Regions from separate parts of the Homo sapiens genome. Here region 2 is linked to region 1. Evidence: chromatin loops called from intact Hi-C (ENCODE). Cell type or tissue: K562. All regions are shown on one strand.

Region 1 (8,000 bases):
CAGTGAGCTGAGATCGTGCCACTGCGTTCCAGCCTGGGTGACAGAGTGAGACCCTGTCTCATTTTTAAAAAACAGAAAAAAAAATAAAAGCTAAATATTCTCAATTTAGTAAATAAAAAAAACTTTTATTAAAGTATATTGCTATAATTGTTCTATTGTTATTAATCTCTATATTGCCTAATTTATAAATTAAACTTTATCATAGATATGTATGTATGGGAAAAAACATAGTGTATACAAGGTACAGTACTATTTGCCATTTCAGGCATCCACTGGGGGTAATAATGTCAGACAGATGACAAAGTAATGTATAAAGAGCCTTTTAGAATCAATAACTAAAAGACCATTAAAAAAGTGGGCATACATTAAAATGAATATTCTTTTTTTTTTGAGACAGAGTCTCACTCTGTCACCCAGGCTGGAGTGCAGTGGCCGCAATCTCAGCTCACTGCACCCTCCGCCTCCTGGGTTCAAGTGATTCTCCTGCCTCAGCCTCCTGAGTAGCTGGGATTACAGGCACACGCCACCACGCCTGGCTAATTTTTGTATTTTTAGTAGAGACGGGGTTTCACCATGTTGGTCAGGATGGTCTCAAACTCCTGACTTCATGATCTGCTTGCCTTGGCCTCCCAAAGTGCTGGGATTACAGGCATGAGCCACTGCACTTGGCCTAAAATGCATTTTCTAGATGATTGAATAACAATAGTCCTTTGCTATGAGATAATGACTTGGTTTATGGCCTTAATATACTACTTAATTACTTAAGACATTTATTAATAGAATGATAAATGCATAGAGTAACCTGTAAGCATGACATACTTTTGCTTTCAGTAGTTTCATGTAAAGAAAAAAACTTGAACCAACCAAAAAAAGTCCAGGACCAGAAGGATTCACAGCTGAATTCTACCAGGGGTACAAGGAGGAGCTGGTACCATTCCTTCTGAAACTATTCCAATCAATAGAAAATGAGGGAATCCTCTCTAACTCGTTTTATGAGGCCAGAATCATCCTGATACCAAAGCCTGGCAGAGACACAACAAAAAAAGAGAATTTTAGACCAATATCCCTGATGAACACTGATGCAAAAATCCTCAATAAAACACTGGCAAACTGAATCCAGCACCACATCAAAAAGCTTATCCACCATGATCAAGTGGGCTTCATCCCTGGGATGCAAGGATGGTTCAACATACGCAAATCAATAAATGTAATCCAGCATATAAACAGAACCAAAGACAAAAACCACATGATTATCTCAATAGATGCAGAAAAGGCCTTCGACAAAATTCAACAGCCCGTCATGCTAAAAACTCTCAATAAATTAGGTATGGATGGGACGTATCTCAAAATAATAAGAGCTATTTATGACAAACCCACAGCCAATATAATACTGAATGGGCAAAAACTGGAAGCATTCCCTTTGAAAACTGGCACAAGACAGGGATGCCCTCTCTCACCACTCCTATTCAACACAGTGTTGGAAGTTCTGGCCAGGGCAATCAGGCAGGAGAAAGAAATAAAGGGTATTCAATTAGGAAAAGAGGAAGTCAAATTGTCCCTGTTTGCAGATGACATGACTGTATATCTAGAAAACCCCATTGTCTCAGCCCCAAATCTCCTTAAGCTGATAAGCAAATTCAGGAAAGTCTCAGGATACAAAATCAATGTGCAAAGATCACAAGCATTCTTACACACCAATAACAGACAAGCAGAAAGCCAAATCATGAGTGAACTCCCATTCACAATTGCTTCAAAGAGAATAAAATACCTAGGAATCCAACTTACAAGGGATGTGAAGGACCTCTTCAAGGAGAACTACAAACCACTGCTCAATGAAATAAAAGAGGACACAAACAAATGGAAGAACATTCCATGCTCATGGGTAGGAAGAATCAATATCATGAAAATGGCCATACTGCCCAAGGTAATCTATAGATTCGATGCCATCCCCATCAAGCTACCAATGACTTTCTTCACAGAATTGGAAAAAACTACTTTAAAGTTCATATGGAACCAAAAAAGAGCCCGCATTGCCAAATCAATCCTAAGCCAAAAGAACAAAGCTGGAGGCATCACGCTACCTGACTTCAAACTATACTACAAGGCTACAGTAACCAAAACAGCATGGTACTGGTACCAAAACAGAGATACAGACCAATGGAACACAACAGAGCCCTCAGAAATAATACCACACATCCACAACCATCTGGTCTTTGACAAACCTGACAAAAACAAGAAATGGGGAAAGGATTCCGTATTTAACAAATGGTGCTGGGAAAACTGGCTAGCCATATGTAGAAAGCTGAAATTGGATCCTTTCCTTACACCTTATACAAAAATTAATTCAAGATGGATTAAAGACTTACATGTTAGACCTAAAACCATAAAAACCCTAGAAGAAAACCTAGGCAACACCATTCAGGACATAGGCGTGGGCAAGGACTTCATGACTAAAACACCAAAAGCAATGGCAACAAAAGCCAAAATTGACAAATGGGATCTAATTAAACTAAAGAGCTTCTGCACAGCAAAAGAAACTACCATCAGAGTGAACAGGCAACCTATGGAATGGGAGAAAATTTTTGCAATCCACCCATCTGACAAAGGGCTAATATCCAGAATCTACAATGAACTCAAACAAATTCACAAGAAAAAAACAAACAACCCCATCAAAAAGTGGGCAAAGGATATGAACAGACACTTCTCAAAAGAAGACATTTATGCAGCCAACAGACACATGAAAAAATGCTCATCATCACTGGCCATCAGAGAAATGCAAATCAAAACCACAATGAGATACCATCTCACACCAGTTAGAATGGCGATCATTAAAAAGTCAGGAAACAACAGGTGCTGGAGAGGATGTGGAGAAATAGGAATGCTTTTACACTGTTGGTGGGACTGTAAACTAGTTCAGCCATTGTGGAAGACACTGTGGCAATTCCTCAGGGATCTAGAACTAGAGATACCATTTGACCCAGCCATCCCATTACTGGGTATATATCCAAAGGATTATAAATCATGCTGCTATAAAGACACATGCACATGTATGTTTATTGTGGCACTATTCACAATAGCAAAGACTTGGAACCAACACAAATGTCCAACAATGATAGACTGGATTAAGAAAATGTGGCACATATACACCATGGAATACTATGCAGCCATAAAAAATGATGAGTTTATGTCCTTTGTAGGCACATGGATGAAGCTGGAAACCATCATTCTCAGCAAACTATCACAAGGACAAAAAACCAAACACCGCATGTTCTCACTCATAGGTGGGAATTGAACAATGAGAACACTTGGACACAGGAAGGGGAACATCACACACCGGGGCCTGTTGTGGGGTTGGGGGAGGGGAGAGGGATAGCATTAGGAGATATACCTAATGTAAATGATGAGTTCATGGGTGCAGCACACCAACATGGCACATGTATACATATGTAACAAACCTGCACGTTGTGCACATGTACCCTAGAACTTAAAGTGTAATAAAAAAAATATATATATATATATAAAAAGAAAAAAACTTGAAAATAGTAATACCTGAGGACACATGGGAACAACAGACACTGCAGAGGGAGGGTGTGGACCAAGAGCTGTAAAACTACCTACTGGGTACTCTGCTCACTACCTGGGTGACGGGATCATCCATACCCCAAACCTCAGCATCACACAGTATACCCAGCTAACAAGCCTGCCCATGTGTTCCCTGAATCAAAAATAAAAATTGAAATAATTTTTTTAAAAAGAAAAATACAATAGTATTACCCATAGGACAAAATTTGTACTATTAGCAATAATTATTTTGTGTCTCATTTAGAAACAATTTGACTTTTGTTCCAGAGTTTAAATTTTGACAAAAATGGTTTTGAATAGATCTTTATAACCTGATGCCATAAATACAAGGTTCTCTGATACCTTCATTTATTATATCAATATTGGGCCTAAAACAGTATTCTGTAAAGCTTAAGTTGGTATTAACTATGATCATCTTGATGTCTATGATAGATAATAAACAAGGTCATACATACCTTACTAAGCAATTTTGGTTTTTCACCAACATTTTATTCTTTAAAAGATTTACAGTAACACAATTATTTAGCATTTCAAGTTGTGTGCTTTATTTAGCAAGTGAGAAAAAATTGGAATATTGAAGTATTTGCATAAAAAATCAAATGGTAGTGTTTTATAATCTCTATTGTATTTCCTATTAAATTTTTATATGTTACTTTCCCATTGTTCCTGAATTTGTTATCCTGTATATAAACAGAAACATGGATGAGTCAAAAAAAAGTGGACATAGGCTATGAGTAGATTATTCAAAAAGGAACTACAAATGGTCATATAATCAATAAACATATGAAAAAGTGTCAAATATCACTAGTATTCAAAGAAATAATAAACCACAATAAGTTACTAGTTTTCACTAATATGATATTGCTAAATATCATTTTTTAAAACTTGCACACTAAGTTTTATTGTATGCTGCTGCCAATGTATATAAAACAATTACCCTTGTGAAGTAGAAATTCATAAAAATTCAGAGGTAGATGTTAAGGACAGACAAAAGTAGAATTTTGTATATTACAGCACATGTGTTACAGGGATAAGCTTTTGTACAGGCTTCAAATGTATCTCTCTTGAATATTCACTGGATCATAAGAAGTGGTTTGGGAAACCTTTGAAAGATTCATTGTACTACAAAAAGGAACAGACTTTCTGGGGTCTGAAGGGATTTGTACTTGAAGATACTCCAGTCAGCAGAGGGTCATGTTGAGCATTCTGCAGACAGAATTGTTTCAAGTCTGCAGCTGCCTGGGAAACTTTTACGCTGTTGAGCCCGGCCTCCAGCTGGAGCTGTTGAACCACTTTCTTCGTAGCGGCGACGCTGGAGAAGCCAGACATGGTGAACGCGGGGGCCGGGCCGATTCGTGGGTCGGTGGGTCGTGGGCCGTGGGTCGGCGGGGCCGCTAAATATCATTTTTAAGATGCTATTAGAAGGGCTCAGGAATACCAGCATTCCTATACATTGATGATACAAACTTTATAGCAGGCAATGTGTGTATTGGTACCTGACATATAGTATTCCCTCAGTAAATATTTCTTCAATGAATGAATAATTTTGTTGCTGACATTAAAATAAATTTTCAGACATTTTGACAATGTGCCTTGGCACAATGCTCTGAATTCATAAAAACTGCCACTGAATCTTACTATTGTTGGCTCCCAACCTTGTGGAAGTTTATAATGCCCTGCTATTGTTAGCTTGCTTTCATGCCATCTTTCCCCTTTCTTCGAAATGCTGTATGGCATATATATTTTTAATTAAAGTGCCTCATGTATAATTTTGTTTTGAGATATTTTCAAAAAAACTCATGGTGAACCTCAGGATAATTGTAGCCACCTTAGAGGGTTGCAGATTTTGGGCTGGGAAGCAGCCCATCTTGGCAGCCATCTGTGTGATGCTTTTCAATTGTTAGTTCTTCGCTAATTCTGTAATGTATTCTTCTCACAATGTGAACAGATCTTTTCTGTCAATAAGGAAAGCATAATTTTGTTAATGATAGGTAAGCACCTTATTATCTGTATTTGGCAGGCTTAGACATATTGCTGTCTTTTGGAGAAAAACAGCTGTTTCCAGATGTTATTAAAGCAGGCATTACCACTGACAAAGCTTTCTCACAAAGTATCTTACAACAGTTCTGTGTGCTGTCAGAGCTGCTTGTAACAAAAATTCTGTGGGAGTTAGGGCCCTGTACTTTCTAATTGCTAAGTGCTTTGATTACAACCTCCTGCTCAGATATTACAGTGAGTGACATTTCCATCTATACACATGATTCCATCTATACAGATTTTCTTCTCTTATAATCACATGGCTTCAGTGTTATGACACTTCTGATCTTTGTGAATACTTGCCCAGAATTCTGACACTTCCATTAGTAGCACACAGACAGTTTGGACCTGTTGGAAATTGACACAATGTATTTTGCTTATTCTGGAAGCATTAATTTTAATTTCTCTTTTGTGAATTTATGTATGTAAACGTAATCATCTGACTACATGGTTACCTTTTTTTGGCATTTCTCAATTATTTTGGCCCATTTCTCATCCAAAAGAATTATTATTATAGCAACTTCTCAGTACAAAAGATTAATTATTGTAGTAACTTCAGTGCTCTTTTTCCACCAGATCAACAGTTACTTTGTATTTAATAAGCTTTTCAAGGCTTTTGTTGAACTTACTGATTTCGACTTCAGTCTTCTTTTTCATTTATTCTTTCAACACTAGAACCCACCAGGAAAAATTATTTAAAAGCTGGTAATAATTTAGATGACTTGTTTTTCCTTCTGACCTATCTAAAGAAGTCTCTTTTTGACTAAGTACTTAGCTTTCCATTCTGTCCCTATAACCTAGAATTCAACAAAACACTCACGATCCATGCAAACTATGAATTTGCTTTAAACTACACATTTACATACTACATTGTTAAACACAGGCTTTGAGAGAAAAAGCACACTGCAACTAGAGACTTATGATATTATCTTGAGAGCAATTATTAAAGATTTTTAAAAAGTAAACCAGTGATACTTCCATCTCTTGGGTTATTGTATTGCTATTAAGAAGAATGAGGTAGATTTTTATTCAAATGGAAAGATATCAAAAATATACTGTCGAGTAAAATTAGAAAATCACAAAACAATATATAATATGGTATAATTTATGTAGAAATATATATGTATGTGTATGTGTTCTTATGTATAATTCACATTTATGTATATGCATAGAAAAAGGTCTGGATGGATATAAGTCAAATTCTTTTCCTTGTTGCTAACCCTAAGAAAGGGGAAGTAAAATGGGCAGGGAAATGCATATGAAAACAGGTTTTTACTTTTCACTTTTTGTAAAATTTGAATTTTTCACAAGTATATATTACTTTTAAAAAACTAAAAGCCCCTTATGCCATTTGCTGTTATCATCCCCAGGCCTGAACTGTTAAATGAGCAAAAGAAATTCAGTGATAAGATCTCATTGGCCTTAAAAGAAGAAAATAAAAATAAAGTAACAACAATAATAGTTGCCATTTGTCCAACAATTATCTTGAGTTAGATATTTCACAGGAATTATCTAATGCATGCCTTATAATAACCTTGAAAAGTAGGTTCTGTACCCGATTAGGTATGAAAAAACTAAATCTCAGAGAGATTAATTCGTCAGAGGCCACATAGCTGGTCTCTTAGCCTGTTGAGGCTGCTATATCAAGAATACCCCAGATTGAGTGGCTTAAACAACAAACATTTATTTCTCACAGTTTTGGAGACTGAGAAGTCCAAGATTGAGATTAGGGTGCCAATGTGCTCAGTGTGGTGCAGGCCTTCTTCCTGGTTTCCTCACATGGCAAACCCCATTACCTCCTAACCCCAGTTGCCCTCTCAAAGGTCTGACCTCCAAATACTACCACATTGGAGATTAGGGCCTCAACGTATGAATTTTGAGGCAAACAAAGTTCAGTTCATTTGTGTTTTTATACCAAATTCAGCTGGTAAAAGCAGTTGGGCAGGAATTTCAACCTGGATTTATCTGGCTCTTAAACCTGTGTTGTTATTACTGAACAACATAGCCTAATTGGAAGTACATAAATGGAGTTTACGATGGTGTCAGGGACTGTTTTTAGTATTTTTATACTGTTCTTAGTACTTTTTGTATATAATAATTCATTTATTCCTCACAACAATTCTGAGTTAGGTATTATTATCATTATAGTTTTATCATCTTAATTTTTCAAAATGAGGAAACTGAGATACATACACATTACTTGTCAAATGTGTAAGAGGCAGAGCAAGGATTTGAATGAACCCAGGCAGTCTTATCATACATGCCACTGCATCTCTAGGGATCATGTATAAGAAAGTCCTGTATGTGTCTCCCATTTCGCATTCTCCCATCAAGGAGATTAAGGAAAAGATGACGTATACCGGTAGAACACAGACTTAATC
Region 2 (8,000 bases), 180 kb before region 1:
AAGCCCAGTAGAGCCAGGGAACATTGAAGGTACCAGAGAGAAAGGGGAGTGGATGAATTACAAGTTGATGACAACTGCTGAGAATGACAGGGGTTTGGTGGTGGATTGAGAAGGGTAATGACAAGAGAAATAAGTGCTGTGGGAAATGGAAGAAGGAGATAAGCCTAGACTCTCTCAACACTGTCCAATAGAATTCTCTGTGATGATGAATATATCCTATATCTGTTCTATTCCACATGGTAGCCACTAGCTACATTTGGCTTTTGAACAGTTGAAATGTGCCTGGGGGGACTGAAGAGTTGGATTTCTCATTCGATTTTAAGGTTAATTAATTTGAATTGAAATTGATTGGTTGGTTGATTGATTGATTGATTGATTGATGAGATGGAGTCTCATCCTGCCGTCCAGGCTGGAGTGCAATGGCGAGATCTTGGCTCACTGCAACCTCGACCTCCCGGGTTTAAGCGATTCTCCTGCCTTAGCCTCCTGAGTAGCTGGATCTACAGGCACATGCCACCATGCTTGGCTAATTTTTATATTTTTAGTAGAGATGGGGTTTCACCATGTTGGCCAGGCTGGTCTCAAACTCCTGACCTCAAATGATCCACCCACTTCAGCCTCCCAAAGTGCTGGGATTACAGGTGAGAGCAACTTTGCCTGACCTGAATTGAAATTTAAATGGCCATATGTGGTTAGTGGCTATTGGACAACATAGCTCTAGAAGGTTGGTGACTGGCACTGTGGGGCCCTCCTGAAAGAAGAATCCGTGGATTTTTCTGGCACTGGTTTGTACGGTTACCCCATTTGGGGTTCAGCAGCCTAAGTGGAGGTGCAGGACATCTGGCTGGAGGGATCCGTCCAATGTTGAGGCTTTGTAAGTAGGGTCAGTATTGTTGAAAATCTAGAAAGTGAGGGATGTTTGAGGGGTTCTGGAGAGTTTTGGTAATCCTGCAACGCACTGTATTGCTTTCAGGTTTCTGACCAAGGACAGGTCACCCAAGGAGCAATAGCAGAATGGGAGACAGAGCAGCACTTTATTATTAGCTGAGCAGGCATCCAGTATCTTTAGTGCTGGGCGAGAGCTTGCAGCTTTGTTCTCAACATCTAGGTGAGCTTCCCACTCTGTACCTAGAGAATATAATGTGGCTAGATGTGTAGCACAGGCCCCCCCATACTTTCCACCCTATCAAAGGCATTGAGAAGCTAGAGAGGAAAGTGAAGAGGCCTGGCTATGCAGAGAGACAGGTTCTGCTGAGATGTGCACGACGAAATACACATGCTGCCCATTACAAAGCTAGACTACCTGGTTTCAAATACTGGTTCTCCTCCTTACTAGCTGTGTGACTTTGGCCAAGTTCCCTTACCTTCTCCAAGCTTCAGTTTTCTCATCTGTAAAATAAAAATAATAACAGTACTTCCTCATGTGGTTGTAATTAGCATTAAATGACTTAATGTATTAATATATAAAGTGCTTATAACAGTCCCTGTCATGTAATGGTGGTATATAAGTTGTTTGCTATTATTAGTATGGTTTCAGCTTGCCAATATACTGTGGCCCTGCCTACTAATCTAATAAAATGTGGTTTGAGCAGTTTTTTAGGTTCTCACCTTTAGTAAGCCACCCTTTGGGGATGATCTAGTGAGGGGATAGATAGAAGTGTGGGGAGAGGGGGATGAAGAGTTCTGCTTCCCACCAGGGAGTTGAGAGTGCTGGTGTCAGAGTTCGAGGCCATGGGGTCCAAGCTGGTGTGGAAGAAAGGCTAGAAGAGAGCTGGGGAACAAGGAGGAATTCTATGGAGGGAGGTAAGGAGCATCAAGGGATCACAGGTCACGAGGAGGTCTAGGGGCATGCGCATAGTAGGAATAAGGATATGAAAGCTGAACTGTCGGGAGGTTGTGGTCAGATGATCCCAGCAGAGGCGGGGCAGTTCAAAGTGATGACAGAAGGCAGGTTGTGGTTAGTGCGGTGGAGTAGACCTGTAGAGTTGAGGAGGTTCAGGAGGCCACGAGGTTAGGGTATTGGAAGAGGTGCCTGCATGGATGTTAAAATCACCCAGAATGCCATCAGGAAAAGGTATAAAAGAAGGTGGTAAGCTAAGTGACACTGATCTGAGGTGAATTCAATGACCTGGAGGCCAACAACAGGTGACAGTGACAAAGAGGAGGAACTGAATCTTGAAAGAGAACGAGGGAAGAGTAAACGTCTAGAAGCAATAATGGAGGGCTAGAGGAATCTTCAACTTCCCTTCCCCCACAAAAAATTGCTGCAGGAATAGAAGGATTAAAAAAGAACAGCCTTCTCAGAGCTGTTAGTGGAAGAAATCACACCCTCAGTGGACAGCCAGGGTTCCTTAGGGTGAGGAGGTGAAAGGGACATTCTGGGGAAAGGTGGCAGGTATAGACAGATTGGTTGATCATAAACACCCCAGGCCAGTGGTGGTGGTGGGCTTCCAGAGGTTCTAGTGGGATGGGTTGGGAGGAAGTCAGCCACAAGGTGGTTGGAGGAAAGTGCCCACACAGCTTTAGGCCCACAGCTTGGTCCTGCCTACAGCTGGTGACACAACTCAGGAGTTCCCCTCTCTTCATCCTTGTGATGTGTTTCGATTGGTTGGTTGTGTTTGTTTTCATTTCGGCAGCAGTTCTTAACCTGGGGTTCACAAATAGGATCTTAAGGGGTTCATTCACTTGAATGGGGGGAAGTCACATCTTTATTTTCACTGACCTCTAGCAGAAATGTAGCACATGAACGCAGACAACAAGCACCAGTGGTATTAGCCCTACCTGTGTCTTTGTTGTCAGTAGCAATCACAGATGGCTTCCTATCACATTTCAGTAGTAGCGGCCATCTCAGGATAGTGTTTATGCTCATCTGCTTTGAAAGTGATGGTAGTTATTAGGCCTGCTGCTAGATCTTGTGATTAAATGTATTTATAAAGAAACATAATTAGTATATTACAAAATTTTAAAAATATTTTGGTAACTGTGTTTTAATATAATTGAATTCCTTTGGCTTTTATTTTATGCATTTCAAACACTGTTCTGAGAAGGAGTCCTTTGGTCTCCCCAGGCTGCTGGGGTGCAGGGGGTGGGGTGGAGGGCCTGCTTCAAGTCTGCTGGGAAATCCCTTTCTATTTCACTAGAGGGAGCTCTTGTTTCAGAATTGCTGAGCAGTGACCCTCAGGCTTGACACCCAGTAATAAGGTTGTTTTTTTGTTTTGTTTTGTTTTTTTGTTTTGAGACAGAGTCTTGCTCCGTCACCCAGGCTGGAATGTAGTGGTGTGATCTTGGCTCACTGCAACCTCCACCTCCTGGGTTCAAGGGATTCTCATGCCTCAGCCTCCTGAATAGCTAGGATTACAGGCATGCGTCACCATGCCCAGCTAATTGTTGTAATTTTAGGAGAGGTGGGGTTTCACTGTGTTGCCAAGGCTGGCCTTGAATCCCGAAGTGCTGGGATTACAGGCGTGAGCCACCGTGCCTGCCTGAGAAGGCTGTTTTGAAATACAGGCAATTCAGATGTTTTTGGAGGACATTTCAAGAAACTGGGGTTAAGAACCTCAGTGTTGTTTGTTCTAGGCAGGCCACCTCTCTCTTGAGTGGGCTTTCAGCTCATCTTCTGGAGGATGAGGATTGGACCTCCTGTGCTAGTTACTTTCTGGGACCAGTTAAAGCGGAAGTACTTTGGCCAATGGCAGCTCAAAAACTGGCCCCAAGGTCATGCTGACATCAGTATCCAGGCTGAGTTTCCTGTTTCTCCTCCATACCATTGAGCCCATTGCCCCTCCCATCTAGCTAGTGTTAGGATGTTAGAGAAGTTCCCCTCTTCCATGAGGCTTCCCTGCTCCACTATACTGGTCAGGTAAGGGCAGGTGAAAGTATAGGAACTCTGGTAAATCCTGAGGCTCCTAAAGGGTTAGTGGATGAGGGGGGACCTGAGGGATTTGACTGATTGGCGAAGGGCTGAGCCTTGTGCAACAGGTGGGTAGGTGAGTTTCTGAAGACCACTGGATTGTCCCTGCTGAGGAAGAAGTGATTGGTGCTCAGGAGTCCTTTGTGGGAGCAAATGGTTAAGTCAAGTGTTTTCTGCCTTAATTTTCTCACCTTCCAGGAGACACTGCTCCTCACACCTGGCCAGACTCTGTCCCCTTCACTGGCAGCTTTTCCCAGGTCTCTTGGTTCATCTTCCAGCTCCAGGATTCCCTCTAAGTCAGTGTTTCTCCTATATGGTTGGAGGACCCAAGCATCAGGATCATCCTGAAGCGCTTGTTACTACAGTGGAGATTCCAGGGCCCACTCAGACTTCCTGGATTCAACTCTATGGGGCAGGGCCCAGGAAGCTGCATTTTCCACAACTTCCCTAGGACAGTTGTTTTCAAAGTGTGGTCCCTGGAATAGTAGTATCTGCCTAACCAGGGAACCTGTTATTAATAAAAATTCTCAGATTCCAGATTCCAGGCCTCACCCTAGATCTACTAGAAACTCTAATCAGAAACTCTGAAGTAGGGCCCAGCAAGCTGGATTTTAAGAAGCCCTCCTAGAGATTCTGATTTTGACCCACACTCAAGTTTGAAAGCCACTGCTGTAGCGGATTCTGATACAGAACGAGTTGAAACCTTGTTGCCTCAGATGATCCAAGAGTTGGCTCCCCCTTGCGTAAAGCTCAGCAGAGACACAGCTAAGGTCACACAGCAGCTTGGTAAGAGTAGGTAAGAGTAGAAGCTGGGACCTGGGTCCTTGGACTTCAGTGCATATTCTGCTAGGTCAGGTCCACCTGTTGGATTCTTTGCCAATTCAGGGCCCTCATCCTGTGTACTACTGTCAGGGGGCTGCCTCTCTGATCCTCATGGATGAAGGTGGGTCTTTAAATTGCCTTAGCCACAGGCTGGGTGGCCAGTCAGCCCCAACTAGGCTCTTCCAGGGTGAAGCATGGCCTGGGTAGACTCTCCAGCCTCTTAGGATGGGAGGTTGACAAGATGGACCTTCCCTGTGAACACTTAACCCAGGACATCCTCCACTTCCAAGTACAGTAAACAGAATAGAGGATAGGTTTTTTTGGTCAAATGCCTGGATGAGGGGAAACCTGACTTGAGCCTACACTCAGTGGCTAAGAATGGGGAATCAAATATTCACGATCATCTTGGGGTTGTGCCATGCTGAGATATCTTTTAGGCAGCCACAGCTTACAAAGGCTAAAAATGGAGGTATCTCATTTAAAGAGTACCAAAGATGGGAATACATTGTTGTCAGGAACCAAACTTGTCATTCTCTTCCCTATCCCCAAACCTGTACCTTCTCTGATGTTCCCCATCCTTTTCAGTGATACCATCACCTATTTGTTATCCAGGCCAAAAATCTAAAGCCAATCATTGGTCTATATTCCTATCCCTGCCCCCATCCAATCAGTGACCACATCCTATTAATTTGACCTTCTGATCATTTCTCAAATTTATTTCCACTACTCCAACTTTAGTTCAGGTCAGATCATCCCTGACTTCGTTTATTGCAACAGCCACCTAACTGGTTTCCCAGCCTCTAGCCTCACCCTGTTTTGTCCTCAGGGCACATAGGATGAGGCCTGAGAATTGGCCATTGGATTTAGCAATGAAAAAGTCATTTGTGACCTTAATGGGAGCTGTTTTGATGGAGGGAGGGAAGCCTGATAAGAGTGAGTTTAAGAGAGAACAGTAAGAGAGAGGAATTCTAGGTAGGGAGTATACCAGTGCTGTCCAATAAAAACATGTGAGGCACATATGTAATTTCAAATGTTCCAGTAGTCGCATTAAAAGCAGGTAAGAGAAACAGGTGACATTAATTTTAATAATAGATCTTACTTAACCCAGTATATCCAGTATTTTATCATTCCAATATAATCAATATAAAAATTATTACCAGGATATTTTCCTGGATTTCCTTTGAAATCCAGTGCACATTTTATAATAACAGCACATCTCAAGTTCAAACTAACCACATTTCAAGTGCCCACCAGCTGCATGTGACTAGTAACTACCACATTGGACAGCACTGGCATAGACAATTATTTCAAGGAATTTAGCTATAAAGGGGAGCAGAGGAGTGAGGTAGTGGCCAGATGGGGAAGTGAGGTCAAGTGTTGACTTGTTGGTTTTAGAACGGGAGCTATTAAAGTACTTTCCGTTTATACACTAATGGACTTAATCCAGTAGAGAGGAAGAAATTGTTGACATAAGATGACGAAACAGTGACTGGAGTGATGCTGTTGAGTAGGGGAGAGGGGATGGAATCTGGATGCAAGTGGAAATGCTGGCCTTGGCTAGGACACAGGGCAGTTCATCTGTGGTGACAGGGAGCAGGGGAGTGAAGGAAGACCATACTGGGCACTGATGCAGATAGATGGGTAAATGTGATTGTGGAAGCTTATGGAAGTTTTTGTCTGATTCTTTTTTTCCTCTGTGAAGTGGGAAGCAAGGTTAATATCTGAGAGTGAAAATGGGATAGAAGTATTAAAGATTCGAGAAGAGAGAAAATATTAATTTGTGGCCTAGGAGCGTGACAGAGTGAATGGACTGGGGAAATACAGTATGATTGCCTGGCAACATGAAAGATGCACTTGAGGTTTGTGATCACGAATTTGAAGTGAGAACAGTCAGCGCTGTTGTTTTTCTCTAGTACATTCAGCTGTGAGGGACAAGCAAGGCAGAGGAGGAGCTTTGGATTCAACCAGGGCTGGGTTTTTTTTCCAGCTGAGTATCATTCCATAATGAGAAGAACAATGGAGTCAAAGGCGTATGCAAGGGATAATTAGAATCATGGGCCATGGAATTTAAGGACAGAAAAGGGAGCCATGAGGGACAGTAAAAAGATGGTAGGACCAATGGATCACAGATTCCAGTGGGGTCAAAGAAGTATTGGGGTCATGGTTATCGGGAGTGAGCTGGAAAGGTAGAAGTGGTGGTTGAAGTGGGAATGCTTGACTTGGAGATTAGGGAGGGGCTACAGATATACATAATTATAAGGTCTCAGGCACGACCATGATAATGAGTGGCTGAGATGTGGTAGAGAGCAGGGTCATTGAGAACAAGAGGCCGAGGAACTGACAGACCAGGATGCTGGAAGGTTCATCTAGATGCATGTTGAAATTAACAAGAAATCTGATGAGTGGTAGTGAGCCAGGTACTAAAGGAATGAGGGCCATGACCCATATGTCTGTAGATGACTGTGAAAGGGAAGGATAGCGGGTGGTACAGTATGGTAGTGGTAGGATTTTAGTGAGAAGGGAGGGCCACTCGTCTAGGACTACAATGAAAAGAAAGAAGTTATTCACTCTACCTACATGGGCCAAAGGAGAAAAATCAGTCACTACTTTAGAGGGCCACAGATGAAGCAGGCAAGGAGAGGTAGGTTGGGTAACAACAAAAGGGTGAAGGGAACATTCAGAGAAGAGATTGAGAACATAGGAATTGAGCTAATGATTTATCTGTGATTGTTGCCTATCCTGTTCCCTTTTCCTGGAATTTCCTTCCTTACCTTGTACACATAGAGAACTCTTCATCTTTCCTCATCCAGCTCTTGCATTGCTACTTTCCTGAAACGGCTATTGCAAAGATTACTAACTAGTGATCGGCATGTTGCCAAACCCAGTGGAAGTGCTTGCCTTTACTGTACCCCTATAGAGAAGTGTGTTCCCAGTGGAATTTTCTGTGGTGATGGGAATACTCTATCTCTGCACTGTCCAATATGGTGGCCACCAGGCACATGTGACTGCTGAGTATATGAAATGTGGCTGATGTGACTGAGGAACCAAAGTTTTAATTCTGCTTAATTTTAATTCATTTAAATGTAATTAGCCACATGTGGCAAGTGGCTACCTTATTTATTGGTTGGTGCAAGTAATAGAGCACTTAACATTATTGATCCTTTCCTTCTTGAAACTTGATGTTCTTTTGACTTCCAGCACACCTCTCTCCTAGCTTTACGATTGCCTCTTTAATTTTGTCTTCATTCTTGACTTCTCATGGATCTTT

Evidence for each region. Hi-C counts contacts between places; a loop is a spot of excess contacts. Peaks named below come from ENCODE experiments on the same cell type or tissue, not always from the same donor. Only the 100,000 strongest peaks of a DNase experiment are listed, where the experiment ranks them.
Region 2: a loop joins it to region 1, with 7 times the contacts of the local background. A loop is called at or near these places in 3 of 110 quality-filtered maps.

The regions. Positions count from the first base shown.
Region 1 is chrX:110,341,999-110,349,998 of GRCh38, forward strand. It overlaps GNG5B (G protein subunit gamma 5B), which reads right to left and starts at 4,975. Exons shown (of 1, transcript NM_001396022.1): 1 at 4,456-4,975. The coding sequence starts at 4,911. The coding sequence ends at 4,705. It also overlaps a transcript of AMMECR1 not described here. In K562, a CTCF peak has its summit at 4,859; no DNase peak of the experiment used is centred here.
Region 2 is chrX:110,157,524-110,165,523 of GRCh38, forward strand. All of the region lies in intron 5 of TMEM164 (transmembrane protein 164), which reads left to right. Among named protein-coding and RNA genes, the nearest start is that of SNORD96B, 64 kb to the right of the region's middle. RefSeq lists an enhancer at 3,072-3,605. In K562, a CTCF peak has its summit at 3,147 (motif pointing right); DNase peaks (open chromatin) are centred at 128, 1,928 and 3,108.